5 separate regions of the Homo sapiens genome follow, and regions 1, 2, 3 and 5 are each linked to region 4. A link is a loop called in an ENCODE intact Hi-C map of the cell type or tissue named here. Cell type or tissue: PC-3. All regions are shown on one strand. Links, peaks and the distances in the headings refer to the core of each region. The heading gives the core; the rest is flanking DNA. Region 1 holds the start of DUSP13B (dual specificity phosphatase 13B). Region 2 overlaps ADK (adenosine kinase). Region 3 overlaps KAT6B (lysine acetyltransferase 6B). Region 4 overlaps ADK (adenosine kinase). Region 5 overlaps ADK (adenosine kinase).

Evidence for each region. Hi-C counts contacts between places; a loop is a spot of excess contacts. Peaks named below come from ENCODE experiments on the same cell type or tissue, not always from the same donor. Only the 100,000 strongest peaks of a DNase experiment are listed, where the experiment ranks them.
Region 1: it touches region 4 in a loop (10-fold over the local background); 96 of 110 quality-filtered maps call a loop at or near these places.
Region 2: it touches region 4 in a loop (4-fold over the local background); 2 of 110 quality-filtered maps call a loop at or near these places.
Region 3: it touches region 4 in a loop (6-fold over the local background); 2 of 110 quality-filtered maps call a loop at or near these places.
Region 5: it touches region 4 in a loop (3-fold over the local background); 2 of 110 quality-filtered maps call a loop at or near these places.

What each region holds. Positions count from the first base shown.
Region 1 is chr10:75,096,696-75,102,806 of GRCh38, forward strand. It overlaps DUSP13B (dual specificity phosphatase 13B), which reads right to left and starts at 2,817. Exons shown (of 4, transcript NM_001363514.2): 1 at 2,336-2,817; 2 at 1,017-1,190. The coding sequence starts at 2,742. It also overlaps a transcript of SAMD8 not described here. In PC-3, for the core only: CTCF peaks have their summits at 1,422 (motif pointing left) and 3,420 (motif pointing left); DNase peaks (open chromatin) are centred at 1,436 and 3,416.
Region 2 is chr10:74,500,255-74,506,365 of GRCh38, forward strand. All of the region lies in intron 6 of ADK (adenosine kinase), which reads left to right. Among named protein-coding and RNA genes, the nearest start is that of ADK-AS1, 26 kb to the right of the region's middle. In PC-3, for the core only: no CTCF peak of the experiment used is centred there; a DNase peak (open chromatin) is centred at 3,167; H3K4me3 peaks cover 561 bases; H3K27ac peaks cover 2,213 bases.
Region 3 is chr10:74,873,174-74,879,284 of GRCh38, forward strand. The region is part of intron 3 of KAT6B (lysine acetyltransferase 6B); the gene reads left to right. Among named protein-coding and RNA genes, the nearest start is that of KAT6B, 50 kb to the left of the region's middle. In PC-3, for the core only: no CTCF peak of the experiment used is centred there; a DNase peak (open chromatin) is centred at 2,908; H3K4me3 peaks cover 400 bases; H3K27ac peaks cover 1,505 bases.
Region 4 is chr10:74,262,853-74,268,963 of GRCh38, forward strand. The region is part of intron 3 of ADK (adenosine kinase); the gene reads left to right. Among named protein-coding and RNA genes, the nearest start is that of ADK, 110 kb to the left of the region's middle. In PC-3, for the core only: a CTCF peak has its summit at 3,343 (motif pointing right); DNase peaks (open chromatin) are centred at 1,339 and 3,339; H3K4me3 peaks cover 271 bases.
Region 5 is chr10:74,429,753-74,435,863 of GRCh38, forward strand. All of the region lies in intron 6 of ADK (adenosine kinase), which reads left to right. Among named protein-coding and RNA genes, the nearest start is that of ADK-AS1, 97 kb to the right of the region's middle. In PC-3, for the core only: no CTCF peak of the experiment used is centred there; DNase peaks (open chromatin) are centred at 3,269 and 3,869; H3K27ac peaks cover 1,543 bases.

The DNA.
Region 1 (6,111 bases), core at 771-5,770, 830 kb after region 4:
GATGATAATCCCTGCATTCCAGCCTAGGCAACAGAGAGAGACCTTGTCTCTAAATAAATAAATAAAAATTTTAAAATGAAATATTACTAGGATCACTGTTCATAATAGTCAAAAAGTGGAAACAATTCAAATGTCCATATTCAGTAAAATGGATAAACTGTGGCATAATCATATGATGACTCCAGCAGTGAAAACATGAATGAACTTCAGGTACACATAACAATGTGGGTGACTCACAAATTTGAGCAAATGATCCCAGGCACAAAACACACACAACATGATTCCACTCATATCATTTTAAACAACAGGTGAAACTAACTACACTGTTTAGATATATAGGTGGTAAAACTTTACAGAAAATAATTAATTCAACAGATAGTGATTAACCACAGAGAATAGAAAAGTTATAATGAGAAGGATTCAGTAGGGGCTTCTGGGAGACAAGTAATATCCTTTTTCTTCACTGGGTGATGAAGCTGTTCATACGTGCTCTGTGCACATTTCCTTTTTCCTTTTTTTTTTCTTTCTTTGAGACAGAGTTTCGCTCTTATTGTCCAGGCTGGAGTGCAGTGGCACGATCTCGGCTCACTGCAACCTCTGCCTCCTGGATTCAAGTGATTCTCCTGCCTCAGCCTCCTGAGTAGCTGTGATTGCAGGCGTCCACCACCACACCTGGCTAATTTTTTGTATTTTTAGTAGAGATGAGGTTTCACCATGTTGGCCAGGCTGGTCTCGAACTTCTGACCTCAAGTGATCCACCTGTCTTGGCCTCCCAAAGTGCTGGGATTACAGGCGTGAGCCACCGCACCCGGCCCTGTGCACTTTTCTTATGTGCATTCTAGTTCCACAGTTAAAAGCAGTAATAATATAAAAGGAAAGAAACATAGGGAAAGAGACGGTGGGAGGCAAGCGTGCCACCTCTGCCCTAGAGGGCTCTGAGAGAGGCTCATGCCCCCATTCCCGTGTGAACCTCACACCCTTCCGCCATCCCCACTCCTAACGTGGGTCTTACTCACGCATCTCCCAGGAAGAGGCTGGGCCAGACCTCATCGATATGGTTCAGTGTGGCAGCCTGACGGACCCACAGCAAGCGCTGCAGCGAAGCCAATGTGGGCGGCTGGTAGGGAGATGCCTGGACTGCCCCATGGATCTTGGGCCTCCGGAGGTCCTGCTTCTGCAGTGAGTCCATCCTGGAACAGAGTGGACACCGCAGTGGCTGGAGGCAGGCTCCCAGAGGGTGGATCCAGCTGATGGGGAAGCCCATGGTGCAGTGCCTAGGTGCCACGGGGATGCTGCAGGAAGGGCTTCATCTATTTCACATGAGGTATTAACAAGCTCAGCTGGGGCTGAGGCCTAGAACCCTTCCCCAGGGAACAAGGGAATCAAGCCTTTGTCACTGCTATGGAGCTGGGCAGACCTCTCTCCTGCCCTCTGCTGAGCTGCAGATGTATGAAGCTTTGGCCAAGGGGCCCTTGGAGTTCCCTGTTTGTGGCACTAGTCAGTGCAGATCTCATCCCTAAATCAGCTTGGACTTTGTAGGGATGAAAGCCCCAGATGGCTGTGGCTCTCAGGGCACCCAGGAAGCCCCCACCAACCTAAGCAGCTCATCTCAAGCCCCCTCACCTGCTACTTCCAGTACTCATCCTCAGACCCCCGTCCCCTCCCACTTTCAGGGGCTTGGAGATCAGAGCCTATCTCCAGGTAAGAGGCCAGGACTGTGAACTGGTATTTGTTAGCAACTCCGCATGGAATGAGCTAATGCCTCTTATAAGCCTGATGCCTCTGGCTGGGCACGGTGGCTCACACTTGTAATCCCAGCACTTTGGGAGGCTGAGGCAGGCAGATCAACTGAGGTCAGGAGTTCGAGACCAGCCTGGCCAATGAGGCAAAATCCTGTCTCTACCAAAAATACAAAAATTAGCCAGGTGTGGTGGTCCACTCCTGTAGTCCCAGCTACTAGGGAGGCTGAGGCAGGAGAACCTTTTGAACCTGTGAGGCAGAGGTTGCAGTGAGCTGAGGTCACACCACTGCACTCCAGCCTGGGCAACAGAGCGAGAGTCCATCTCAACAACAACAAAAAGCCTGATGTCTCACTCGTGGGATATCTGTTCCTATTTTACCCAGGAGGAAGCTGAAGCTCAGAATGTTTTAAAAGTGATGCCCAAAGCCATACGGCTCATGAGTAGCAAGGCTGGGGTTTTAGTCCATCCCCAAGCCTTTCAGTTACCATCTTTGGGGCCTCCAGAGAGTGGTCACTAACCCATCTGCTTCCTCAAGGGAGCCTGGTACTGCTGAGCCACACACCTGCCTACAGGCCCTGGGTTTTCCTCCTTACCCCCACGACTCAGGCCAGCACTGGATGTCAGGCCCCACCCGGGTCAGGTAGCTTGTTTCAGGCATCTGCTGGCTGAAGGAGTCAGGGACCCTGCGGAGCTGGATTTTCAGCGGCACCAGAATATGGGCCTGGTGCCGTGTTGGAGAGGGGGTCCTGTCTTTGCTAACTGCCCCTGATCCCCTGGACCAGTGACTAGGGAAGGTGCATACTGGGAAGAACATCTTTTCCCTTTGGTAGGCAGTGCCAGGACCAGAAAAAGAAACAGGCACCCAGGAGGCTGCCGGCTTGGCCAGGCTCACCCAGTGGGAGGCTGTCGGGCAAGGCGGAAGTGAAGACCAAGCTGTCCTCCTCATCCCCCACTGTGACCTCTCCAGGTGGCTGAGTGGCCTGCCACCTACCTGGGGCATGGCCTGGGGCCGGGAATGGGGGAGTGGGTGCAGGGGCAGGACTCTGCCTGAGCGGAACAGGGCTGGGCAGGTTCTGCCCAGAACACAAACACTGTGAAGCGGCTAGAATTCCAGGTGCTGGCTGGGGCGCCCATGGGGGGTGGGGCCTGAGAGCCGACTGAGGCCTTGTGGACTGCAGTGGGCCCTCCGGTCCCTCTAAACCCCCAGGCCTCCTCTCTGCTTGGTATCTGTTTGGGATTGAAGACCGTTGGTTCCATAAACCTCCATGAAGATGGGAGTCTACCTGAAGAGGTGGGAAGAGAACTTCTGAGGCAGGGAGGAGAGCCTGGCTCCCCCAGCACTCTGCCATAACTCATTCTGTGGCCACGAGCAAGTCTTTGCTCCCATCTGGACCACAGTTTATCTTCCCATGCTAGGGATGCTGGACTTAATTTTCAGGATGCTCTGGGGGTCTGACCCGAGAATGAGAGAGGAGTGTCTGGATATGCGGTCACTGCAGGGCAGAGGGCAGTGTAGTGTGGTGGAGTTGGGGAAGCCCCCAGGACCCAGAGGAGTCCAACAGCCACACTGGTCTGGAGCCATCAGGTGGGGCTGCACCACCCCAGGCAGGAGATGGGGCTTTGGGAAGTGGGACAGGCTCCGGGCTCAGGCCTGCGGAGCTTGGCATGGGGTGAGGCTGCCCCCTGGTGGCCAATGGGTGTGTCACAGCCCAGCCTTGCCAGGGAGCAGGCAGCCAGGCTCCACCCCCAGGAGGCTCCAGAGGGGTCAAGGATTTGGGGGCTGGTAGGCCACAGTGCATGCCTCTGCCTCCGAGGGGACCTAGGCCCAGGTCTGAAGAACGGGGCTCTCCCCTGGACTTAGCGCTATGCCTGGTCAGGCTCCACCTAATGCCTTGCTCCCGATGCTCAGGGTGTTGCCCCACCTGTCCACTCTAACCCACTGGGACCCAGCCCATCCCATCAGTCAGAGTCAGGCCCGGCCACCCCCCCAGGGACTCGTCCTTTAAGCCCCAGTCCCTCCCAAGGAGGGGAAGTCGGTGGTTGTGGCAGCTCCGCCGGTTTCTGACACCTGAGACTTGGTCTTCGGAGGGCCCTGCCTGACACTACATTCCATGTCTCCTTGTCCCCAGCTGGGTGAAGCACAGGCCCAACGTCCAGCAGGGCCAGGGCCCGGCCGAGCTCCCCTCCCACTCCCTGCAGTCTTCCTTCTCTCCCTGATCCCGTGCTCCTCCTCGCCCCCTTCCTGCCTCCCCCGCTCAGCAGAGCAGCTGCCTCTGTAGGCAGGGCTTTTCCTGGCTGCTCCTGTGCTGCTGCTGTTTGCAAGTCCATGCACTTCTTTTCTGTGTTTGCATCTCTCCTCCCTGGGTCACTCCCCCGTTTGCCTCTGTCTCCCATCCTCCCCCAGGAAGCTCATGTGCCTTTGCAGCCTCCCATGACGCTGCTCTGTGTGCCCAAGACATCGGGCAGAGGCACAGGCTTCCTTGGGGCAGGGGGCAGCTGTTTGCCATCCACCTCTCAGCTGCAGTTTCAGATAGTCCCCTGGACTTTCTTCCTGCCCATCCTTTCTGACTCCACTCCAGGGAGGCCAGACAGAAGTGTGGCCACAGGCCATGTGGGGCTGGAGATCTCAGGGCAGGACCAGTGAGGAGTGTGGGGAGAAGGCCTGCAGAAGGGTGGCGTGTGGCTGCCAGTGGGGAACAGCTGTGGGTCTCTGTGCTCAGCCTGAGGGTCTTGGGGAGGGCAGACCTGGGTAGAAATCTCAGGTCTGGTACTTGCAGCTATGTGGTCTTGTCTTCACCAAGCCAGTTTCTTCAGTGGGGCTGCTGTGAGAATTCCATGTAATAATTAATGTAAAGCACCTCCCACAGGGTCTGTCTTATGGTAGATGCCCAATAAATGGCACGTCTTACTATTATTATCACTACTATAATTACTCTTACCCTTTCCAGCCCCAGCCATATCCTATGTGGAGGGTAACTTCCCTACGGGACAGTGAGATTTCTTCTCTATCTCTGTATTTCTTGATATTTCTTTCTCTGTCCAGCAATAATTGTTATATTTAGCACTCATCAAGGATGTACTATGTGCCAGACAGAGCTAGGTGCTCACATTTTCTCATTGAATCCTCACAGTGCCTTTATGGAGCAGGTAATATTATCATCCCCATTTTACAGATGAGGAAACCGAGACTCAGAGAGGTTAAGCAACATACCCAGAGTCACATAGCCAATTGATGTGGGAGTCAGGATTCAAACCCAGGTCTCTCTGACTCTACTATACCTTGTCTGCGCCTTCATCTCTGACCCAGTCGGTTCTCTACCCAACCCAAACCCCACCCCTCCCCACACAGGCACAAGTGTCCTGGCCCTCATTACCCAGCATGCTCAGGGACCACATCCTACCCCCCCCAAATTAGGAGCACTCACCCACCTGTGGGAGTATCTGGCCCAGGCTGTGCACTTCTCTGACGGGCAGTTCGTGCTGCTGGCTTTCAGCCGCCTGTCTCCGCACACTTGATGCTGTTTCTATTTTTTGATTTGAGTTTAATTATAAAGCATGCTGTCTACTCCCCTCTTCCAGCCTCCCCTGCCACTCCCAACTTGTCCACTGGTTCCATGGCATGGCCAGTGCCAAGCACAGTCAGGCACCTTTCCCTCCAGGCCCAGGCCTCTGTCCCAGCACTGCTAAGAATCAAGGCAGCTCAGCCCAGGTCTGACTGTGGCATATTGTGTACATGTATGTTGATAGTGGGAGAAGGGGCCGGGCGCGGTGGCTGAAGCCTATAATCCCAGCACTTTGGGAAACCGAGGAGGGTGGGTCATGAGGTCAGGAGATCGAGACCATCCTGGCTAACAGGCTAGCCGGGCGTGGTGGTGGATGCCTGTAGTCCCAGCTACTCAGGAGGCTGAGGCAGGAGAATGGCGTGAACCCGGGAGGCAGAGCTTGCAGTGAGCCGAGATCGCGCCACTGCACTCCAGCCTGGGCGACAGGGCGAGACTCCGTCTCAAAAAGAAAAAAAGAAAAAACAAAAAGAAAAAAAGAGATAGTGGGAGAAGGAAGATCAAATAAACCATTTTAAAAGGTCCCTTGGCCGGATGCAGTGGCTAATGCCTATAATCCCGACACTTTGGGAGGCTGAGGTGGGAGGATTGCTTGAGCCCAGGGGTTCAAGACCAGTCTAGGCAATATAGCCAGACCCTGTCTCTACTAAAAATACAAAAAATTAGTGAGTTGGGCTGGTCGCGGTGGCTCATGCCTGTAATCCTAGCACTTTGGGAGGCCGAGGTGGGCGGATCACCTGAGGTCGGGAGTTCGAGACCAGCCTGACTAACATGGAGAAAACCTGCCTCTACTAAAAATACAAAATTAG
Region 2 (6,111 bases), core at 325-5,324, 240 kb after region 4:
TATTACAGCCTTGACTACTCTACTTTTTCCCCCACTCCAGTCAAGTTTTACATTTTGTAGTAGGCCTCCTTTTTGCCATCTTCGTGAAGATTCTGAATTTTCCTGGATGGATAAAAATCATAAGGATAATAAATGGATATTTCAGTGTTTTTTTAGTCAGTGGTTTGCAAAACCACCTGGAGGGCTTGGGAAAACACAGGTTGCTGTGTCCTACCCACACAGGTTTCTGATTCAGTAAGTCTGGGGTATGACCAAGATATTGCATTTTGAGCAACTTTCCGAGTGATTCAGAAATTATACTTTGAGAACTACTATCCTATGTGAGTATTAAAAATGTATTTTAGTCACTTTTCTTATTTTAAAAATTACATCAAATCATATAACTTCATAAAGCTCAGAAAACAATGTCTGAGTAATATATGGTTTTTGAAAAATAACATTTAAGTGACATATTCCGATGTCATGGAGCAAGTGAGAAACTGGTTTGAAATGTTTGCTATCTAGTGTCAAGGGCTATCTATCCCTTTTTGACTTCTTGTGCTACTGGTGCAAATGGATAGATATTAATCCTGCAGCAATCAGGATTTGCTTCAGCAATAAAGAAATTATTGATGTCTGAAAGCAATCCTTTCCTTTTGACATGTTGGCAGCACCTAAGAAGAAAATGTCAGGGTCAATATAAGTGCATTTACTGACAGTTTGGCTCTTTCCTATGTTACAGAAAATGATTTCACATTTAGCTTTTATCAAAAACAGAAACACTGACCACTCTGAAGGATATAAACAATAGCTTTCAGCTTAGTCATTTTCCACTTATAAAGTGATACTTTCATAGAAATAAACAATGCAAACTTCAGAGAGCCAAAACAATTACACAGAAAAAAATCATTGCATTTTTGCCATTTTTAACTCAGATTTAAAACAACTGTGTCTGGTAGTAACTGGAGAAAAATCACTGTTTTGTGTTCTGTTAAGTTAAAACAGTTAAAATCACTTTATGATAAAATATGGCCAAAAAGAAGAATCATCTTCAATTAGGTACTTCAAGATCACTTGTATTCTCTGCTTCTCTTTCAGAGCCTGATCCATGTATTTCTTAAACTTCTTCATCATATATAAAATTTCGTGTTTATAAAATTTCCACTAAAACCTCAATTATTAGTTTCATGAATCAGAAGTTACAATTAGTTTCATTTCTGGCTCACCAAGATTTGTCAATTTCTGGATAAAAGGGACTCCCTATTCAGAATATCCCTTTAAATCTTTTTTAAAAGTGCACCTTTGATGTGTACATGTTTTTATGTTATTTATGGCTTCTGAAAATATTATGCAAAAAAATTGTTATGGAAACAACCCAAATGTCCACAAGCAGGAAGATACATTGTGATAGATCCATACAATGGAATATCATTCGTTCATAAAAAAGAATAAAGTACTGATGCATGATAGAATGTGAGTGAACCTCAATATCAAGAAAATGGACGAAGCCAGACATAAAGGATCACATATTGTATGATTCCATTTATATGAAGTATCCATAATAGGTAAATCCACAGAAACAAAAGCAGATTGGTAGTTGCCAGGGACTTGTGGGGAGTGAGGAATGGGGAATAACTTTTTAATGGGAAGATAGGGTTTCTTCTTGGGGTGCTAAAAATGTTGAGAAGTAGATAGAGGTCATGGTTGCACAACACTGTGAATATAATTTTATGTGAATTTTACCTCAATTTTTTAAAGAAATCAGTTGATTTAAGACTTAACTGAATTCTAGAATTTTTGAAATGAAGGTGTTTCTCAAGGTCATCCAACCCAATCTCCTGTTTTTCACAAATGAAAAAACTAAAACTCATCAAGATTAAATACTATATATCACTAAGATTGCCTAGTAGCTAGTCCAAACCCAGGCCAGAATTTGAGTATCTGGATTTTTAGCCCAGTGATTTCTTTTTAAACTACTGCATGCTGCTTTATTATCAATTGCTATTTTTTTTAAATTTTTTTCTGGGAACATACTACAAGTGTTAGTTTAAAAGTAAACTAACATAAAAGTAAATACAAAAAGAAGCATAGCTTCCTTTGTGCCACATATAAGAAATGTAGACATAGAGAGTGTTTATTGCAGTAATTTGCCAAAAAGCAAGCCATAGTTTAAATTAGAAGAGGTTTATTCCCTGCAGCACTTTCACAATCACAGAAGGCACCTATATTTTAAATGTAGTCTACATTGGCCTGGCTTATGAACTGCAACCTTCTATGATTGCAATTCACTTTTTTAAATTAAAAAAAATTTCAAAATAATTTTTGCATAATTATTAGCACATTCTACCACTTGATAATTTTTTGTTTCTTTCAATAGACGAAAGCACTCACATTGTAAAAAAATTATATAAATGACCTTGTCTTGTGATGAAGCTAGAAGATCTGTTTTCAACGAAACTATTCTCAGAGGCATCTAGGGAGAAACATTTGAGTCAGGTTGGGAGTTAGAGATAGAAAGCAGCAGCAATTAAAGCAAGATAATGTATTACCCCCTGGAAATTGGGTGTTATACTCAAATGTAAAGGACTTGTATTGATTTAGTGCTAGCCTCAGAAAATAGTCAGATGTCCTCATTTTAAGGGAAAACTTTAGGAAATGTAATTATATCGTTTCTTTCTCTCTAAATCTGCCTTAGTTTTCAATTTCTTTATGTAGTTCGTTACTAAGAGGAAGCTACACTCTCATTACCACACTAAATGGATTTTCTATTAATATTTATCTCCAATGTTATTTTTATCTGGGTTGTTGTTTTCATTTCTACTTAGTATGTATTTTCTTCTTTCCTTTTAGTTCAGAGGTCAACAAAGTATGGCCTATGAGCCATACGCTACAATAGCAGAGTTGAGTGGTTGCAACAGATACCATGTGGCCTGCAAACCTAAAATATTTATTGGGGCATTTTACAGAAAACACTTGCCAGTCCTTGCTTTAGTTGACCAAGTAGAAAAGGAAGAGCAGATTCTACAGAGTGAATAAATATCACCAGCAAAGGAAAGGATATAGAAAGGTACAGGATTTATACTTAGGCTAGCTAGAAACTCCATATGGTCAAAGTAAGAGTTTTGTGGATGTGAGTCATCAGAGATTATATAGGAAAGATAGATTACTGTCAGATTTAGAGGATTTTTAATGCCACTTCAGGAACTTGAGCTACTATTGTTTAGGAAATGAGTCATTTAAGGTTTTTTGAACAAAGGAGCTTTGCCAGAGCAGGAAAGTGTTGCAGTAGGGTTTACAAAGTAATGAGAGTTATCAACTAAAGTTATATTAATAGGAAGGATGACATAGTTCCAGGAGTTGCTGTATAATTAAAATTGATAGGACCTTAGACACTGCATTTTGAGACAAAGAGATAATAGTTTAAAGATTAAAACTTCATTGGGCAGAAAAATTATTATTTATACACATATTAGGGAAGTAAAGAGCTAATTTTTGTGGAAGGTTTAAGTTGATGGAGAAGGATTATAACACTACATAGGATAAGAAACAAAACTGATTACTAGTTATCAGCATTACTGAAGTTGTTCACTCATCCCAGGCACAGGCAATTTTTTACTCGCCATATTTTATCTCCAGGGCACCCAGCTGCCATCATCTTGTCAGGGTCCATCTCTTTATAAAATCCTCTTACTTTGCTCTCCAGAATCCCACCCTGATACACAGATTTACTTACGCTACCTCATACAGAATAAAGTACTTCCATTTTCCAAGTACTCTGAACCATGCTCAAGAAGGGCTTTAGCTCTCTCAAATAAAAAGACTTATCTCAAGGTGTTTAATTCAAGTAGAGCCACAGTTCCGAAACTGTGCACTGACACCCCAGGGTACTGCAGCAGACTCACAAGAGTGCTACAGGATATTTTATATCGGTTTCAAAATTAAATTTTGCTACATTCCTTTTGGATGATGTCTTTTTAAAAAATAATTACTGTTGTTGTTTTTTTTTTAATATGTACCTCCTGAAAAATCAATGCAGAATGGGAAATGAAGGTAGCAGTATCCACTTGGAATACAAGGCTTGAAGAGTGTGCAGTATTCCATAAGCATACATATTCATTTAGTAAATACAGTTAACCCTTGAACAGTGCCGGGGGTTAGAGGCACTCCCCTCCCCCGGGTAGTTGAAAATCCATGTATAACTTTTGACTCCCCAGAAACTTTACTAAGAGCCTACTGTTGACCAGAAGCCTTACCTGTAACATTAATCATTGATGAACATGTATTTTGTATATTATATGTATTATACAGTGTATTTTTGTAACACAGTAAGCTAGAGAAAAGAAAATCATAAGGAAAATATATTCATTGATATGGTTTGGCTCTGCTTCCCCACTCAAATCTCATCTCGAATTTTAATCCCCATAATCTCCACATGTTAAGGGAGGGACCTGTTAGGAGGTCATTAGATCATGGGGGCCATTTCCCCCATGCTGTTCTTGTGATAGTGAGTTCTCGTGGAACCTGTTAGTTTTATAAGTGTTTGACAGTTCCTCTCTCATGTGCCCTCTCTCGCCTGCTGCCATGTATGACATGCCTGCTTCCCCTTCTGCCATGATTGTGTTTCCTGAGGCCTCCCCAGCCATGCAGAACTGTGAGTCAATTAAACCTCTTTTCTTTATAAATTAGTCAGTCTTGGGCAGTTCTTTATAGGAGTGTGAAAACGGACTAATACATTTATTGTTCATTAAGTGGAGGTGGATCATCATAAACATCTTCATCCTAGTAGTCTTCACACTGAGCAGGCTGAAGAGGAGGGTGGGGAAGAGCTGGTCTTCCTGTCTCAGGGGTAGCAGGGGTGGAAATGATGAAGGAGGTGGAAAGGATGGCAGAAGAGGTAGGCATACTCAGTGTAACTTTACAGAAATACGTTGTAATTTCTGTCTTATTTTTCATTTCCCTAAAAATGTTACTCTAAAAATGTTTCTATATGGCACCTATCCTTCCACCTTTTGCTTTTGGTTCAGTGCCCATATCATAGAAGGGTCCATGTTGTAAAAGAAGTCAAAAGCAGTCTTTTGAATAACTGGAATCATTCTGTTATATGGTCTAATATGAATTTGTTTCTGGCACTACTTATTCTACATCTTCTTTCTCATCATCTGGCACTGATTTGGAAGCACTCATCTCCATCAAGTCATCTTCTGTTAATTCCTGTGATATGGTGTCTGTTAGCTCTTGAATTACTCCAAGATCCGTATCTTGAAACTCTTCAACTTCCCCCCACTTTTTTTTTTTTTTTTTTGCCATATCCACAGTCTCTTTTATGATATCCTTGATTGACTCTGTTGTAAATCCTATGAAGTCATATACACCATTGGACACAGTTTTTCTCTAGCATCAATTTATTTTTTTGGGCTTGATGGCTTTCATGGCTACTTTTGTAACAATGGCGTTTTCCATGATTTGATTCTTTCAGATATCCTTGGTGTTCTCTAAGTTGAGGTCTACTTCCATAGCATTGACAATCTTTTCTATAGATTACCATGTGTAATGATCTTTAAAGGTCCTTATGACCCCCTAATCTAGATCTGAATTAGAGATATTGTGTTTGATGGCAAGTAGACCACTTTGACACCTTTGTTGTTGAACTCCTGGTGTGGGTGACCCGGGGCATTGTTCAATATCTAAAGAAATTTAAAAGACAGTTCCTTACTGACAAGGTACTTCTTTGTCAGCAGAAGTTACTTCTCCTCTTATCCATTTTTTGAAGCCAAACCTCTTTCTAAAAATGTCAAGCCATCCTTTGCTGACATTAAATTCTCCAGCTTTAAATCCTTCACCTTCCTTTTGCTTTAAGTTGTCATATAATGACTTCAAGTCTTACTAGAGTATGCCTTTCTTATAGCAATTCTGTACTCACATTGTATTTTAAATATAAGATAAAAAGATATTTTACAGAAACTTCAAGGTTTTCATGCCTGCTGTCGTAGCTGCAGTGATGGCTCCACAAAGTCCTCCCCCAACCACAATGGTCCTTACACTGGATTCATCTATCTTGAAATGGTGGGCAACCACAGCTGCAGACCTCAATCTACGGTACATATCAAGCAAGTCAGCTTTTTTTTGTAATGA
Region 3 (6,111 bases), core at 415-5,414, 610 kb after region 4:
TTTTTGCCCAGGCATGGTGGCTCACGGCTATAATTTCAGTGCTTTGGGAGGCTGAGGTGGAAGTATCGCTTGAGGCCAGGAATTGGAGACCAGCCTGGGCAACATAGAGAGATCCCATCTCTACAAAAAATGAAAAAAAAAAAAAGCCAGATGTGATGGCATGTGCCTGTGGTTCCAGCTGCTCAGGAGGCTGAGGCAGGAGGATCGCTTGAGCCCAGGAATACAAGGCTGCAGTGAGCTATGATCATGCCACTGCACTTTAGTCTGAGCAGCAGCAAAATAAATAAATAAATAAATAAATAAATAAAATAAAACTTTTTAAAGGTCACCGAGGCTGCTGTGTGGCCAGGGGAGCTATAGAGGAGCAAGGGTAGAGGAGGGCAAGCCTGGGAGGAGGCCTTTGTGAGGATGGAGGCATAGACTGGGGTTTTGACAGTGGGGATGGAGAGATGAGGACAGATCTGAAATATGTTTTGAAGAACATATTTAACAGAACTTGCTCATGGATTGGAAGAGATTTTAGGGGAGAGAGAGGGAGGTAGATGTTCCCCACTTGGTGCACCCTGATGGTTGCAGACTGAATTCCAATAGAATCTTCTCCCCAAGGTCTTTTTATTCCCTCTCTCTTTTCCTCAATTCAGCCACTCTATGAGTAGTTAATACAGGTATTTATTTCACAGATGAGGTGAGACTCAGGGAGATGAAATGACTCATTTAGAGTTATCAGGTGCAGACAGAAATTTTACTCTACCCAGAAAACCAAAATATAGGCATGAAATCAGTGTTCTTCAAACTGAATTGTCTCTCATTAATTGATTGTGAAATCAACATAATGAGTTCCTATCAGCATTAAAGAAAAAAAAAAGAGAAACAGAATAAAAATATAGCATGCCTTGTGTAAAAGGGTAAGTAATGTTTCATGAAACTTCTATTTTAGTTTAATATTCACATATGTGTATAGTAGGTCATGATGTGAACGTATTTCTTACTTGAAGTTATGAAAAATTGGAAAGGCACATACAGGATCATTGTAGAAGGAACTTATGTTATCACAGAGGTCCTGTAGTCCCCATGGGAATAAGAAAGCAAAAGACAAATTCACTTGGGTGGTTACTGTAGGTTGTCATATGTTGTTTATTTCTTCAGTGACTGATAGGCTGTAAGTCTGTCAGTTTCTTAGTTGTTTTCTTAGTTGATTTTTCTTTTCTTTTCTTTTCTTTTTCCGAGACAGAGTCTTGCTCTGTCGCTCAGGCTGGAGTGCAGTGGCGCAATCTCGGCACACTGCAACCTCTGCCTCCTAGTTCAAGGGATTCTCCTGCCTCAGTCTCCCGAGTAGCCAGGATTACAGCCATGCGCCACCACACCCAGCTAATTTTTTGTAGTTTTAGTAGAGACAGGGTTTCTACCATGTTGGCCAGGCTGGTCTCAAACTCCTGACCTCAAGTGATCCACCTGCCTCGGCCTCCCAAAGTGCTGGGATTATAAGCGTGAGCCACCATGCCCAGCCTTTCTTAGTTGATTTCATAGTCATCCTGTACTTCCAGTCTTGCCATTAGCAAATATTGAGTACTTGCTGTGTGCAGGGTTAGAAGTTACTTCTTTGTGTGAGATCTATGTTTTGTGTGTGGGTGGTGTGTGTGGGGTGTGTGTGTGTGTGTATGTGTGTGTGTGTTTGTGTGTTTAAAAGTAGACTTTTTTTTGAAGAGCAATTTTAGATTTACAGCAAAATTGAGTGGAAGGGGCAGAGATTTCTCATGTACTCCCTACCCCTACACATGCACAATTTTCCCCATTATCAACCTCCCCCACCAGAATGGTTGTTACATCTGATGACACATTGTAATTGCACAGCCTTATCACCCAAAGCCCATAGTTTACATTAGGGTTTACTCCTGGTGTTGTATATTCTATGGGTGTGAGATACATGTTTAAAAATATTTTGTATTAGATAAATTGGGGATAATAGTCATTTCAAGAACAAAATGTTGGATAAATTAAATTAGCTAATAAACACAGAGTGCTTTAAACATTCCTAGTGCAAAATAAGATCTTGTTGTTTGTGGTGGTGGTGGCTATTCAGGCTTAAGGTCTAGATTCCACTTAGTATGTAAGTAAATAATAGCAATCCTGGCTGTCATCTGTATGTGTAATGTAGTAATCAGTTTTGTTTAGCTAGTTCTTATGTGTAGCACATTAAAGCAATCTTGAATAGTGAGGGGACCTCATTACTAGATTACCATTAAATGGTAATGTTAAGTGACCCTGAAACCAAAGTAATGGAAAATTGTCTTCCTTTTTTTCTTTTTTTTTTTTTTTCCCTTGAGATGGAGTCTTGCACTGTCACCCAGGCTGGAGTGCAGTGGCTCATGGCAACCTCCACTTCTTGGGTTCACGAGATTCTCCTGCCTCAGCCACCCAAGTAGCTGGGATTACAGATGTACGCCACCACACCCGGCTAATTTTTGTATTTTTAGTAGAGATGAGGTTTCACCATGCCGGCCAGGCTGATCTCGAACTCCTGAGCTCAAGTGACCTGCCCACCTCAGCCTCCCAGAGTGCTGGGATTACAGGCATGAGCCACTGTGCCCAGCCTGTCTTCCTTTTTCTCAAACATTTAATTTGCTGTTTCTTGATCACATATCATCCTTCTTTCCTTTCAAGGTCAGGGGAGATAATTTTTTACTGTATGTACTGCTGCATCTTCACACAAATTATCATCTGAAAAGCCTTCTCAGATTTGACAAATGAAGTCTCTTTTCATTCCCAGGAGGAACTTGTTAAACCAATGAAGTTCAAAATTCTAATTCCTGTTCCTTTCTAGTGTGCACCACTTTATTCATCTTGAATAAACATACAACCTCAAGCATCCTACAAGGCAAATAGATTCCTTTTTAATTAGTGGCTCTATACACAGAGTTTTATCATCATGAAATTTATAAACCAGGAAGGGAACAAATATTTACACTTGCAACTTCATGTCAACATTGCCTACTATTTGAAGAGCTCTGAAATTGTAAATGTATCACCCCCTCCTTCTTCCCCCACTCCCCACCCCTGCCGGCTTTTAAACTATGGCAGTAGAAAAATAGGTTTCAACTTTCTAGGAGCACATCTCTCCTATGTGGGGAATGTGGCAGATTCTTTATATAAGTGCTCTTTCTTTGTGACTGGCATTACTTTTTTTTCTCACAAAGATTTGTTTCAGAAGCTAATCTTCATTTTTTTGGTTGTTGCTTTTTGTAGTACTATTTCTAAGGCATCTCCAAGTAGAAAGGCAAAATTTTATTTTGAGAAGTTACTGCTTTCATAGTTACACAGAATTATTTCTCAATTTAAGTAGGCCTTTTATTCCAGGACAAAATTAAGCCAGTCAGAAGGTTTCTGGGAGAAAAATAATGAAGAGCTGAGGTTTTGTATGTTAATGTGGGCAGTCTAATGCTTGATAAAAGAAAACTTTTGGCTGGGTGTGGTGGCTCATGCCTGTAATCCCAGCACTTTGGGAGGCCGAGGTGGTCGGATCACCTGAGGTCAGGAGTTTGACACCAGCCTGGCCAACATGGTGAAACTCCATCTCTACTAAAAATACAAAATTAGCTGGGCATGGTGGCGCATGCGTGTAGTCTCAGCTACTCGGGAGGCTGAGGCAGGAGAATCGCTTGAACCTGGGAGACTGAGGCTGCAGTGAGCTCAGATCGCACCATTGCACTCCAGCCTGAGTGACAGAGTGAGACTCCATCTCAAAAATAAAATAAATAAAATAAAGAAAACTTTTTTTTTGTTTGTTTGGCCCTTGTCAGGGACAGATTCCGTCTCAGAAAAGTCTCGCTCTGTTGCTCAGGCTGGAGCGCAATGGTGCAATCTCGGCTCACTGCAACCTCTACCTGCCGGTTCAAGCGATTCTCCTGCCTCAGCCTTCCCAGTAGCTGGGATTACAGGCATGCGCCACCACGCCTGGCTAATTTTTGTATTTTTAGTGGAGACAGGGTTTCACCATGTTGGCCAGGCTGGTGTCAAACTCCTGACCTCAGATAATCTGCCCACCTCCGTCTCCCAAAGTGCTGGGATTACAGGCATGAGCCACCACACCCAGCCAAGAAAACTTTTAAAGATGTGTAAATATGCAGTGATTTAAAAATCTCAGTTGAAGCTTGTTAAAATGTATCAAAATAATTTAGGAAAAGGGGGGCTGATTTTGCCAAAATTTGGGAGATGCATACTTTTTTTCAAGGCTTTACTGCAGTTTTAAAAAATATTTTATTGTTTTGTAGGCAGCTTCTGAACCAGAGTAGGCTCAGAGACTCCCTTTATTGCAGTTTTGATGCTGCAGAAAGTGACTGCTTAATTTCAGCTGTTGAGGATGTTGGTTATACTATGCCTGGATCAAAAAAATGATTTTACATTGCTTAGTTTGTTAAAATATGTTTAATAGGTTAATCTTTTTTTCAAAGCATCAAAAATAATTAAGATGAAATATCAGATAAACCCTATGTCTAGAATGAATAATTTAGTTCTAAACATCCTGGATGCTAAGGAGAAAAGAACAAGATGTTGGTTTATAAAATTCTTATTGTCAAATAAAGAAGCATAGAAGTTTGAAGAAAGATAATTTTTTTGTTTTTATTTTTTCTCTCTGAATTTAGGAGTAATTTATGTTTGGGTTCTAATCCTATGTTATCATCAAAGAGTAATAACATTGGCAATCTTCCCTCCCATTCTGCTTCATCCTCCCCACTAAAGGGAAATACCAGATTGTAAAAGAAAAAAAAAAAGCATGCTGGTTGTATAAAAAGAAACATTTTAAACAAATAAGAAATATATATATTGAAATGCAGTCTCCCTGAATGATGCTAAACCCCTGTCCAAGTAGGCATTTCTCAGCCCACAGAAAGGGATGGCATTAAATCACAGCTCAATGGAGACATTTTTATGAGGAGCTGTGATGGTTTGTGTTTAGCAAACATGTATTGGGCATCTCAGATTTGCCTGTTAGGGATGCAACAGTGAGTGAGATACTATTTGTTCCCTTAAGAAACTCAAAGAGGAAAGGGGTTGACTTGTTCAGTCAGTGACTTATGAAATATTTCATACTCATTCATTTACAGAGTACTTTTTGTAGGTATAGTACAGCGTGGTCAGCCAGGGAGACTATAGTGGGTGCATTAGTAACTAACCATACAACTAATGCTAATGTTGCGGGCTGACTGGGTTTGGGGTGAACAAATGACCCCTAAAGCTCAGGAGTTCTAGACCAGCCTGGGCAACACAGTGAAACCCTGTCTCTACTAAAATACAAAAAATTAGCCGGGTATGGTAGCATGTGCCTGTAATCCCAGCTACTCGGGAGGCTGAGGCAGGAGAATCACTTGAACCCGGGAGGTGGAGGTTGCAGTGAGCCAAGATGGTGCCGCTGCACTCCAGTCTGGGTGACAGAGCAAGACTCCATCTCAAAAAAAAAAAAAAAAAAAAGACATTTGTTTTGGCTGGGGAAGGCTTTGCAGAGGGAGGTAACTTCTAGATTGAGATTTGAAGTCAGAGTCCATCCAGAAAGTAGGGAAGACATTTTATGTAGAGAAGTAACAAGCTACAGGGATCAGAGGTATGAACCAGGGTGCATGTTTGGGTTATGGTGAGTGGTGTCTGGCCAAACTGTGTGGCTCAGGGTCTTTCTGCTTCACCATCTTTAGCATAGAAGCCTTCCTTGTGCTCACTTGCTCATCTCATTCTCACAAAATAGCTGCTTCATATCTAGGCACCATCTCTCTATTCCCACAGGGGAAAGAGGGAAAGTGCCAAGGGTAACAGCGGAAACGTCTTCCTTTTTATTCAGGAAATGAGGGACTCCCCAAGGCTTCTGCTTATATTTCATTGGCTTGAGCTGAGCCGTACAACCATCACTAGTGGCAGGTAGTCTGGGATGTCAAGAAAGTAGCTTCCCAGTCTCTTTGGTTAGAAGGCAAAGGAGAAGATGGTGGGAATCGGTTTGCATCAGTCACTCTACACATTATCTGCTTTGTTAGGGCAGCATTATCTTAGTATTGTTACCAAGTTCAGGGTCTTTTCTGGGGTGATCAAGCATCCTGGGTCGCCTGGGACCAAGTGGTTTTCTGGGTT
Region 4 (6,111 bases), core at 701-5,700:
TGATGCTTGCTTGTTTATGTTTTCATGAATACATTTACTAGCTTTTGATTTTTTATATTAGGAGAGAACAGAGTGTCTTGTTGTGGCAGAAATACCTAATATGTAATCCTCTGAATTCTTCAATTGTTGCAAAACATAAACATTTACTAAAGAGTTCAGCAGAGTAGATTAAATGTTATTTAAAACATATGTTATATTGACCTCATGGCTAAATGGCCTGGTTTAGGAATCCATGAATTATCCCACAGGTAATAGCAAAGTTTTCTCCCTGCCTCGTCTCCCACCCCAAATATTTGATTTCCACATATACTGCACAGGGGAATTGAATTTGATGTCGAAAGCCATAAGAAAAAGAGAAACTTTGCTTTTTACTGCTTTTACTAGGAAATAGAAAACATTTTTAGTGACAGGCTATGCTTCATCATGAAAATACGGTTGGGTGTTTTAGGCCTTCACAAATTTGATTTCATTGTACTTAGTGATGGATGTTAGTAAGCTGTGTGAGATGGAGAGAAATTAAAGAATAAACAGGAACCTCTCAAACTTGCTAGTGATGTTCTACAGTTTGTAGCATGAATTTTCTTACTTTTAGTTTTTCCTTATGAAATACTTTATGTAGAACAAACTAGCAGTACTAAAACAAACACCCATGTACCCAATCTGTCAACACTTAGATTTGTTGAAGATTTGGGTGGGCAGAGTCTTCCACCCAAATGGTAAAAGGGGAATACATTACAAGTACATCTGGGGTTCTCTGTATACCTGTCTTCAGCCCATTTTCTGTCTTATTTCAAAGTTCACTGGTGTTCCAGTTTTGTTTTTAGCTGTAATGCTTTTCTTAGTGCTTAAAATATATGTGTATATATTCATAAGCAATATGAAGTATTGATTTGCGTGTTCTAAAACATATTTTACAGTGCCTCTCCTTCGGCTCGCTTTTTCGTGTAACATTGAATTTTTAGATTTTTCCCTGTTAATGCACGTAATTTATATGTAATTTATTTTCACCTGTATAGACTTGTATGAATACATCACAATTTATTCTTTGGTTGAGGAATTACAGGTTTTTCAGTATTAGAAACACTACTGTGTTTAAGGTTCTTGTACTGATCTGTTTATGCATATGTGAAAGATTCTTGAGGACTGTATTTTAAATATGTGGATGTTTAAATTTCAATTAATTAAAATTAACTCAGTTCCTCAGTTACACTAGCAACATTTAAAGTGTTTAATAGCCACATGTAACTAGTGAGTAATGTATTGGATATTGTGGATATGGAATCATTCCATTATCATAAAAAGTTTTATAGGCTAGTGCTCCTTGGGGTTTATACCTGTGTGTGGAATTGTTGTGTCACTGGGCTTGCACATGTTGCACTTCAGTAGATGTTGCTGAGTTGTTCTTTCCAGTGGTATCTGAGCATTCCCTTTCTCAATTGTCTTGCTAAGAATTGGTATAAACAGAAATTCTAATTTCTGTTTTGTAGGTGTGAACTGTATCTCATTGTGGTTTTAATTGAATTTTGAAAATATATAGTGAGGCTGAGCCTTTTTTCTTATACATGTGTTTACCTTTTACAGTTCTCATCTTGTGATTGCCTCTTAATGTCCTTTACTCATTTTTTCTTTTGAGATATTTTAAATTACTGATTTGCATGAGTTTTTTTTGTATTTTATGGATACAAATTCTTTGATTATATTTGCCATATATCTGTGCCTAGTATGTGACTTGTCTTTCATTTTGTGGTGTCTTTTGCCTCACACAAGTTTTAAAATGAAATGTAATCACATTATCAATTTTTAAAAATGCTTTATCTTCTTATGCCTTATTTAAGAAATTACTTCCTACTCTAAGGTCAGAGTTTCCCATATGTGCTTTGCAGAGGTAGATCTTTCATCTGGTAGTATGTAATTTTTGTGTATGGTGTGAGGTAGAGTTGGAGACTTGAGTTTTTTTGCATATGGATAACCAATTATCTTTGTATAATTTTCTGAAAACTTCATTGCCTTAATAGTTTTTTGTTTGCATGGGGGTCAATTTCTGGGTTCTAATTCTGTTCCATTGGTCTATTTGTCCCTATACCAATGTTTCAGTTGAATTTTCCTTTTTGTCAAAGTACCTATTTTTTTCTTTATTTTTTGTAGAGACAGGGTCTTGCTTTGTTGGGTAGACTGGTCTTGAACATCAAATGATTCTCCTGCCTTGGCTTTCCAAAGTGCTGGGATTACAGTTGTGAGCAACCACACCTGGCCAAATTTTCTTAAAATGAAAATAACAGTGATAATTTAGGTCCAAGCCCTCTTCCCAAAATTGATTTAGCTGATGATAAGCTATAATATTGGAATTTATAATATAAAATACTACAATTTTTTTTTTTTTTTGAGACGGAGTCTTGCTCTGTCACCAGGCTGGAGTGCAGTGGTACAATCTCAGCTCACTGCAACCTCTGCTTCCTGGGTTCAAGCGATTCCCCTGCTTCAGCCTCCTGAGTAGCTAGGACTACAGGTGCGCACCACCACGCCCAGCTAATTGTTTTTATTTTAGTAGAGACGGGGTTTCACCATGTTGGCCAAGATGGTCTCAATCTCCTGACCTCGTGATCCACCTGCCTTGGCCTCCAAAAGTGCTGGCTGAGATTACAGGCGTGAGCCACCGTGCCTGGCCTAGAAAATGATATTATAACCAGCAGATGTGAACAATAACATTTTTTTCTGTGATGATATTTGAGAAAAGCGCAACTTAATTACAAAAGAGTGAAAAACAATCACTTTATCAAAGTCAGAACTTCTATACACTTTCAAGTGGTGAATTGAGCCTCACTTAAAATCTAATTTTCACTTTTAATGCCATTTGTTTTCTTTTGAGATATAACTGATTCATTTACCACCAATTTTTATAAATTGGATTTGTAGTTTGGCCATTGTATGAAAATATTTTTTTAAAAAAGTATATGGGTCATATGGGTAGTAATCAGGCAAATTGGTTTTAGATTTGCAGTACCTGTTCAATTATCTGAGATTTAGGGGATCTAGGGCATGTGAGTAGAGGTTCTATTAGGTTTATAAAGTGCTTGTGATGATAATATAGGTTAAGGACCAAGTACCTGGGAAAGATCAAGGGCATACTAAATAGTTGTTCCTAAAGTAATGGGACAATTGCAGAGAGAGGGATGAGAGAAGGAGACTTAAGGATGATGTGTTGATGTGTATGTATATATAAATGAGACATAAATGACTTTTGGAAGGATTACTAAAGAAAAACAGCAATAGAAGAAGACTAGCCTATGTCCAGCAGCAAAAGGAAGTAGAAGACAGTGAGTCAGATAGTGACCAGTACAGGACGCTAGGTGGTGCCATTAGTCTTAGACTGCTTATTTGAAGTCTCTGGAGGCTCAGTAACCTCAGAATAGAAAGATCGAAAGGCGGCCGGGCACAGTGGCTCACGCCTGTAATCTCAGCACCTTGGGAGGCCGAGGTGGGTGGATCACGAGGTCAGCAATTCAAGACCAGCCCGGCCAACATGATGAAACCCCGTCTCTACTAAAAATACAAAAATTAGCCTGGCGTGGTGGCGGGCACCTGTAATCCCAGCTACTCAGGAGGCTGAGGCAGAGAATTGCTTGAACCGGGGAAGGAGAGGTTGCTGTGATCGGAGATCGCGCCACTGCACTCCAGCCTGGGTGACAGAGCAGGACTCTGCTTCAAAAAAAAGAAAAAAAGAAGAAAAAAAAAGGCACTGCTTGTATAGTAAATGAGCGAATTGTCTTATTGAGTATAACCCATAGTATATTATAGTTCTTGATATTTTCTTCTCCAGTGATCATTTTGAAAAATTTTCTGGAATTTGCATTGTAAAGAAGTTTGTCCACCAAATAAACTGTGTTTTAAAAGTAATAGTTCATTTCTTTCTAATTTTAAAGGTTGTATATAAAAAGGTATTTTCATTTAAAATTCATATTAAAAAAGATAATTGAAATTTTCATATTGAAATTATATAATCAGAAGGAACTTGGTGTTTTAATAAGCTTTAGTGGCCTTTTCCTAGGTCAATGTACAATTCCACTGAATTTTTTTGAAATACATATCCATGGGTTCCACATTGGTGGATTAAACCGTGGAAAGAAAATATTAGGGAAAAAGAAATTGCCTGTGTACAGAGCATGTACACATTTTTCCTTGTCAATATTCCCTAAACAATATGACAAAAGTTTACATACATTTCCATTGTATTAGATATTGTTAGTAATCTAGAGATGATTTAAAGTTTGGGGAGGATGTATGCAGGTTATATGCAAATACAGTTGACCCTCAAACAGCACAGGTTTGAACTGCATGCACCTACTTATATTAGTTTTTTTCCAGTAAATACAGTTGGCCCTCTATATGGGTTGGTTTGGCATCTACAAGCAAAAATGGATGGAAAATACAGTATTCAAGGAATGTGAAAGTTGTGTATATGGAGAGAAGGGCCAACTTTTTGGATCTATGGGTTCAACAGGGCCAACTGTGGTACTTTAGTATGTGTGCATTTTGGTATCCAAGTTGGGTCCTGGATCCCTCAAAGATACTGAGGAATGACTGTATTGAAGATGATTCCTTGATTCCTGTTACATTTTTTTTTAAGATTCCAGATTGGGAATAATTAAGTGCATTATTTGATTTCTGGAGATGAGTTACACCATTAAATTTTTGTTGATATGTGTATCGTGCAGGTGACAGAAACCCTAACTCATACTGGCTTAAGTAAATGGAAATTATTGGATCACATATCTAAAAAGATGTTGGTATGGCTGATTTTAGGTGAAGCTTGATGCAGAGGTTCAAATAATTTTATTTGGACCCTCTTCACCTCATCTTCTAGAGGTAGGGTACTGCCATCAGCTATTGGCTTATATCCTTATTTGTGTGTGTGTGTGTGTGTGTGTGTGTGTGTGTGTGTGTCTGTCTGTCTGTTTTAGTGGCTCTAAAAACAGGTGTAGGATTATGTCATATTAGGCCTCTTTGGCTTGTTTGGGTTCCATATCTACTCTGCAACTGGAGATAGAGTTAACACTGCTGGAAATTTATGGATTAAGAGTGTTGAAGGGATGATTCCCCAAAGAAAATTTGGATCTTATTAGGGAAATAAAGAATGGTTGTAAAATTGCACTTATTTCTTTAAGGAAGTCATCTTAAAGCTGTTTTTCTTTGCCAGGTATGGTGGCTCACACCTGTAATCCCAGCACTTTGGGAGGCTGTGGTGGGAGGTTCACTTGAAGCCAGGAGTTTGAGACCGCTCTGGGCAGCATAATGAGATCCCATTTCTACAAAATATTTAAAAGTTAGCCAGAGATAGTGGCATGAACCTGTAGTTCTAGCTACCCAGGAGACTGAGGCAGGAGGATTGCTTGAGCCCAGGAGTTCGAGGCTGCAGCTCGATTGCGCCACTGCACTCCAGCCTAAGCAACAGAGCAAGTCACCATATCTTTAAGAAACAGCAACACCCCCCAACACATGAAAAACTTTTTTTTTTTTTTGGCTAAGCTGTTCTTACACTATTGATTTTATTTCACTAGAATTTGTTTTTACTTTAATCTCATTTGTGCTACTTATTAGTTGTGTGACTTCTCAGAGTCCATTTCCTCACTGGCAAAATTGTTGATACAACTATTGATATAGTTATGGTGATGATAAAATAAGATAATGTGTGTGAAATACCTAGCCTAGTGCCTGGCATATATTAGATATTACAGAAATGTTAGTCCACTTGTAAGCATGGTTATTACCCAGACATGTTTGGATTTTATCAGTCTTTGCTATATGTTTTAAATTAGCCTATAATCTGTAAGTATCACAGATGTTGTAGAATGATCAATTTTCAGATTATCAGTTTGATTTATTGATTACCGCTTTCAGTGCTGAAAATGACAGTTGGTAGATATTGTCCAATTCATGACTTGCCAGTATTTTTATCCTAGTACTTAATGTGCAGATTTAGCTTCTGTAAGATTTTTACAATTAATCTATGTGGGGAAATATAAATTATCTTTAAGGAGTAGCAGTAAGTGTAGTGAAATTATGATAAATGGTTTTATTGTTTGGGGAAATAATATCAACTGCTTCATGTGTTTG
Region 5 (6,111 bases), core at 461-5,460, 170 kb after region 4:
CTGTCAGTACACTAAAAGCAAATTCATCTATCAGGAGCTTTCATGTTTTCATTCAACAAATATTTATCCAGTGCCTATTATGTACCAGATAGTGTTATACTGTGAATCGGGAGCATATGTTAAAATAGACAATATAGTAGACATTATTCTCTAAAATTATTAACAATAGTAGCTAATACTCATATGATACTTACTCTGGGCCACATACCATTCTAAGATCTTTACATATAGTAATTCCTTTACCTCAAACAACCTTATTAGATTGGTACTATTATTACCTCTATTTTATTGATGAAGAAACAGAGGCACGGAGGTGTTAACTTTCTCCAGGTTTCACAGCTAAAAGTAGCAGACCCAGGATTTTGAATCCATCAGACTGGCTTGTGTCCAAGCTTTTTTTAATTAATTTTTTTTATTTTGACATAATTTGTAGATTCACATGCAGTTGTAATATAATACAGAGAGATCTCATGTACTTTTTACTCAGTTTCTCGAGGTAACTTCTTACAAAACTATAGAACCATATCATAACCATCATATTGACACTGATATAGTCAAGGCTCCAAATATATCTGTCACCACAATGATCCTTCATGTTGCCCACCCACTTCCCTCTGTTCACCTATTGAAAGACATCTTGGTTGTTTCCAGTTTGGAGCTATTACAGATAAAGCTGCTGTGAATATTTGCACATAAGTTTTTGTATGAACACCAATTTTTGGCTGGGCGTAATGGCTCACACCTGTAATCCCAGCATTTTAGGAGGCCGAGATGAGAGAATTGCTTGAGGCCAGAAGTTCATGACCAGCCTGGTCAACGTAGCAAGACCCCATCTCATTTTATAAAAATAAAAAATTATTTTTTAAAAGGAACATCAATTTTCATTACTTTAGACTGCCTCTAAGCTTTTAATTCTTACATTCTACCACCTCTCAATATATAGTAGGGAATAAATAGTAGAGAATGACTTGATGGTTAAGTTGACATTCAGAAGAGGCCTGAAGGAAGTGAAGAAAAAAGCCATACAGCTGTTTGGGGAAAGCACATTTCAAGCAGAGGGAACAAGCACAGAGGCCTTGAGAAGGAAATATGCCTAGAGTGTTTGAGACAGAGCAAGGCGGCTGGAAGGAGATGAGTTCTACAAGGCAGCTATGAGCCAGGTCTATAAGATGTGGCTGCTATATAGAAAATAGATGGTGGTTGGGCAAGTGTTGAAGCATGGGGAACTATTAAGAGGCTGCCCATCGGAGCTTGCAGTGAGCCGAGATCCCGCCACTGCACTCCAGCCTGGGCGACAGAGCGAGACTCCGTCTCAAAAAAAAAAAAAAAAAAAAAAAAAGAGGCTGCCCATGTGAGAGATGATGGTAGCTTAGACTTATGGTGGAAGTGTTAAAGATGGTTCAGATTCTAGATATGTTTTGAAGAAGAGCTCACAAAAATTTTTCTGATGGGCTGACAGTTGGATATGAGAAAAGGAAAGGAGGCAAGAATGATTCCATTTACCAGGTTCCAAGAGAATGATTACAGAAACCAATAGATTGCCTTATTTATTTATAGTAGGAAATGTAGTTATCACATCGGCCCAAATGTTTGTGTCTGCTTAATCCGCATATCTGTTTCTTTAGGCAAACTTGCATTGGAATGTAATGGCGACTGCAGAATCAGGATAAGGGGACTTGAATAAATCAGTCTTTAAATGCATCTGAGGCCGGGCATGGTGGCTCATGCCTGTAATCCCAACACTTTGGGAGGCCGAGGTGGGCAGATCACTTGAGGTCAGGAGTTTGAGACCAGCATGCCCAACATGGTGAAATCTTATCTCCACTAAAACTACGAAAATTAGCCAGGTGTGGTAGCTGGCACCTGTAATCTCAGTTGCTCGGGAGGCTGAGGCACGATAATTGCTTGAACCTGGGAGGCGGAGGTTGCAGTGAGCCTAGATTGTGCCACTGTGCTCCAGCCTGGGCAACAGAGCAAGACTCTGTCTCCAATCAATCAATCAATCAATCAGTAAGATACATTTCACTCCAGCCTGGACAACAGAGCAAGACTCTATCTCAGTCAATCAATAAGATACATTTATCTCTTTAGTAGGGACCTGAAAAAATTAAATTCCATAGACAAAAGGCTTTCTGAGCTCTTCTTTAATAAGTAGTGTTGGCAGATGCAGTGGCTCATGCTTATAATTCCAGCACTTTAGGAGGCCAAGGCGGGAGGATCCCTGAGGCCAAGAATTTAAGACGAGCCTGGTCAACATAACAAGTCCCTGTCTCTACCAAAATAATAATAATAATATTTAGACATGGTGGCTTGTGCCTGAGGTCCCAGCTACTCGAGACGCTGAGGTGGGAGGATCCCTTGAGCCCAGGAGGTCAAGCCTGCAGTGATCCATGGTTGCACCACTGCACTCCAGCCTGAGCAACAGAATTTTTATTTTTATTTAAAATAAAAGTAGCACAAACATTTGCTTTTGTTTCTCTTTCATAATGCACCAACACTACCCTAACCCCCAACATAATCCTTTTGTAGATTTGTTAATATATTCAGACAGGCCATATTCCATATCTGATCCTACTTAGTGGTTTGATGGTTGGCTAAAAGGCAGTATTAATATCTGTTATTTCCATGCTATTGAGGGATATCTCACATTGATCATCCTTGTATTGGCAATAGAAATAAATGGTGATAGTATTTTTTTCATTTAGATAAATTTAGCACTGCTCTTAGTATTATTGAAACTTAGTTTAGGAATGTATCATTTATCTATAATCATTTATTGCTGAAGTGAACCCTTCTTTAAATTTTCCTCTTCCAAATATTGATGTAGTTCTTTCTTTCTTCATCAGTTCCATGCATACAATTCAATTTTCTTCATGACACGGGATCATCATCTATAACGTCTGTTACTTATAGGACTATTCTATGAGTCTCTTCAAGTGTATACATGTATTTGCTTTTATTTTAAGTTACTCAAATTGTTATATATTTTGAGTACTTATATATACATTTTAATAATTTTACTAGCCCTGGAGCTGGTGGTGTGTCATCTTCAACTTCCTTTTTAAATTCCTTCTAATTTCTTAGGGTGGGAAAAATCTAATTCAGTAGATTGAATTTTTAGAAAAGAGTAGATAAACTGATGTCTAAATATTTAGGTATTTGTCTATTCTGGAACCTTTTTGCTTCATGATTTTTCTTTTTTACTTTGCATTCCTGAGATTTCCTTTCATGAACTGGAAGGCTTTACTTTACTAAGTGACTCAGCAGTAGCTCTATGTATCTTTTAGTTGGAAATGCCTTTGGCTCTATGCATGCACACACTGCCCATTAATTAGCAAACCAACATAGAATCATCTGTTGATGACAAAATTACCAAAATGGATCATCCATAAGTGTTTATACTGCAAACAGTGTATCAGAAATGTCATAATCTCATTCATTAAGAAATTTACATACACACCAGATTTTAGAGTGCTCATTCATGATGAATGTCTACTTCCACACTGTTTGTTTGGAAACATTCAATAGCCAGTCTTGAATTTAAAAAATTTAATTGAATGCTTAAAGAATTACAAGTGTTCCTTTCCTTGGCTCTAATGCTAACCAAAGTGCTTTTCTAAACTGCTAAGAATGGACTGAAGATTCTGCTGAGGGCTGTAGATACTTATCTGCCTAATTGAGCCATCATTTGTTGACATGAAGAAAACCACGTGACCTACTTTAATGCATTTCTCAGTAGCAGCAGGAGGCTAGAATGTAGTTCATCCAACAGTAAAACTAGCAGCAGTATTATTAGACATGTGAAAATAGCATTGGTTATGGGATTAGTTTTGTAAAGTAAGGATAGTAATATAAAGGTATATAGTCATAATATAAACAGTATAGAGTGATTTTTTTATTTTCAAAATTATTTGAATCCAATAATCATTTAAGTCAGTCATTCAGTAACTATTTACCAATGTTTACAGTTGCCAGCTATATTAAAGGAATTGTTGACTTGTCAAAGTTGATTCATATGAGAGTAACAGTGTTAAAATCTGAAACTGGTATGGATTGCTAAAACGAAATACTTTGAGTACACAGGGAATTACTATGATCAAAACTATGCTGGATACATTAATTTGACCATGTGTCTTTAAATTGGAGGTGAGGAAGATTAGTTACAGATACATTAATTAGAAAGGTGTTATATTAGTCTAGGTTGAGGCTGATATAAGTAAGAAAGTAGGAAAGGATGCAAAAGCCCTTGGAAATGAATATTTGTGTGTGGTGAAGTAAAATGAGGTAGAGGTTACCCTTTTACATGACTTGAGAGAATCATGGCTCATTTAGTAAATCCAGAGGGAGAAATGATTTTCTATATATATAATGAGTTTGGAATACAGGAAGAATGCCAAAAATAACATCTTAAGGAATTCTTCCTAAATAGTGAAGAAAGAAATTAGTATCAACAGAAGAGACAGAAAAGGATGGTTATGAAAGATAGGAGGTCATCGCTGTCTAAAATGACTGATGGATTTTGATTACACCACTGGTGATAGAAAAAAAATTATTAGAGAAAAGTGTAGTCTGAGAACTATTTGATCTTAGTCTGTAATGAATGAAATATAAAATTTGAGACTATTTGGAAACTGTTTAACAAGTTTACACCCCCTTCCAGCAAATACAAAATTACAACAAATTTAAAGATGTTAATTGGTTTTTATTTGCAATTCTAAAATCGGACAACAACCTCATTCTATTAAATAGAATGAATATTCCAGTAAGCTGAGCAGAGGAAGTTGACTTTATAGACAGAAAAGGGCTGAGGAAAGCAAAAACAGAAAACAAAATGTGGATTGGTATTTCCAAAATTACTTTTCTTATAAAGGTTAAAGCAGAGGGGACTTCCTTATACCAGCTAAAACTGGTCTGTTTGGGGATCTGGCTATTATCTGTTTCTCCTGATTTCTTGGAAAGTAAGATAAACAACTATGTTTTAGCTTAGTGATGTGGAACTTCAGCTTGAGTGACTCCATTTTGGTTTGGTCTGGTGGGCCTAGTGCAGGAGCTTAGTCCAAACTAATGGGATCCTATACATTTTGTTTAACACTGCCAACATCCTGGTGCACGATCATCAGATTTCTCATTGAACAGGGAATGGATGACTTTGAATGTTGGAGAGCACCTGTGGTGAGTTGTTTATATATAATCTGTAAACTAGTTATGCACAGTAGCACTATATATGGGTCTATGTTGGACTAGAGGATAAAAAATAACTTGGCCTTCACCTCAGAGAGTTTAAGAATCACTATGCCACCAGAAAGATGGTAGTAGTAGGCACATTACATCGAGTGAAGACTGTTGGGTGAGAGGGAAGGTTTGCTTAAAGATATAAGAGATTTGAGTTTGTATATTGTCTAAGGAAGATATGATAGAACAGAAGACTGATAATGCAGTGTGGAAGAGTGATAACTGCTAGATGGAATTGAGATCAAAGGTTTATAGATGAAGACTTTATCCTTGGAAAAATACATTTACATTTATTTAATGTTTAGTTTTTAAATTAGATATTATGTAACTTGAGCCTCACAGTAATCCAATGAATTAGGTGACATATGGTTGGTATAATTCATCCGCCTTTACATTTAAGAAAATTGAGACACAAAAAATGTTGTGTGTTATCCACAGTCATGTGGTTAGTAAATGGGGAGATATTTTCATGCCCAGTTCTATGCTATAACTACTATTATGTCTGAAAATAAAGGCAGAAAAAAATACTTGAAGAAAAAATGGCAAAAAACCGCCCAAATTTATTGAAAAACATTTGTTTATACATCTAGGAAGCTCTTTGAACACCAAGTACAATAAATGCAAAGAGATGCACACCTGGCCTCATAATAGCAAAATCTTGACTATTTGACAAGGACAAAAGGAAAATCTTAAACTCAGCAAATCACAACAGGGGAACACAAAATTAACAGCTTACTTCTCACCGGTACCAATGAAGCCAGAAGGTAATGAGATAACATATTTAAAGTGCTGAAAGAAAAAAATCATCAGCAAATAACCTTATGTCCAGCAAAAATATGTCAAAAATAAAATGAAATATTTTCCTAGATAAGCAAGTCT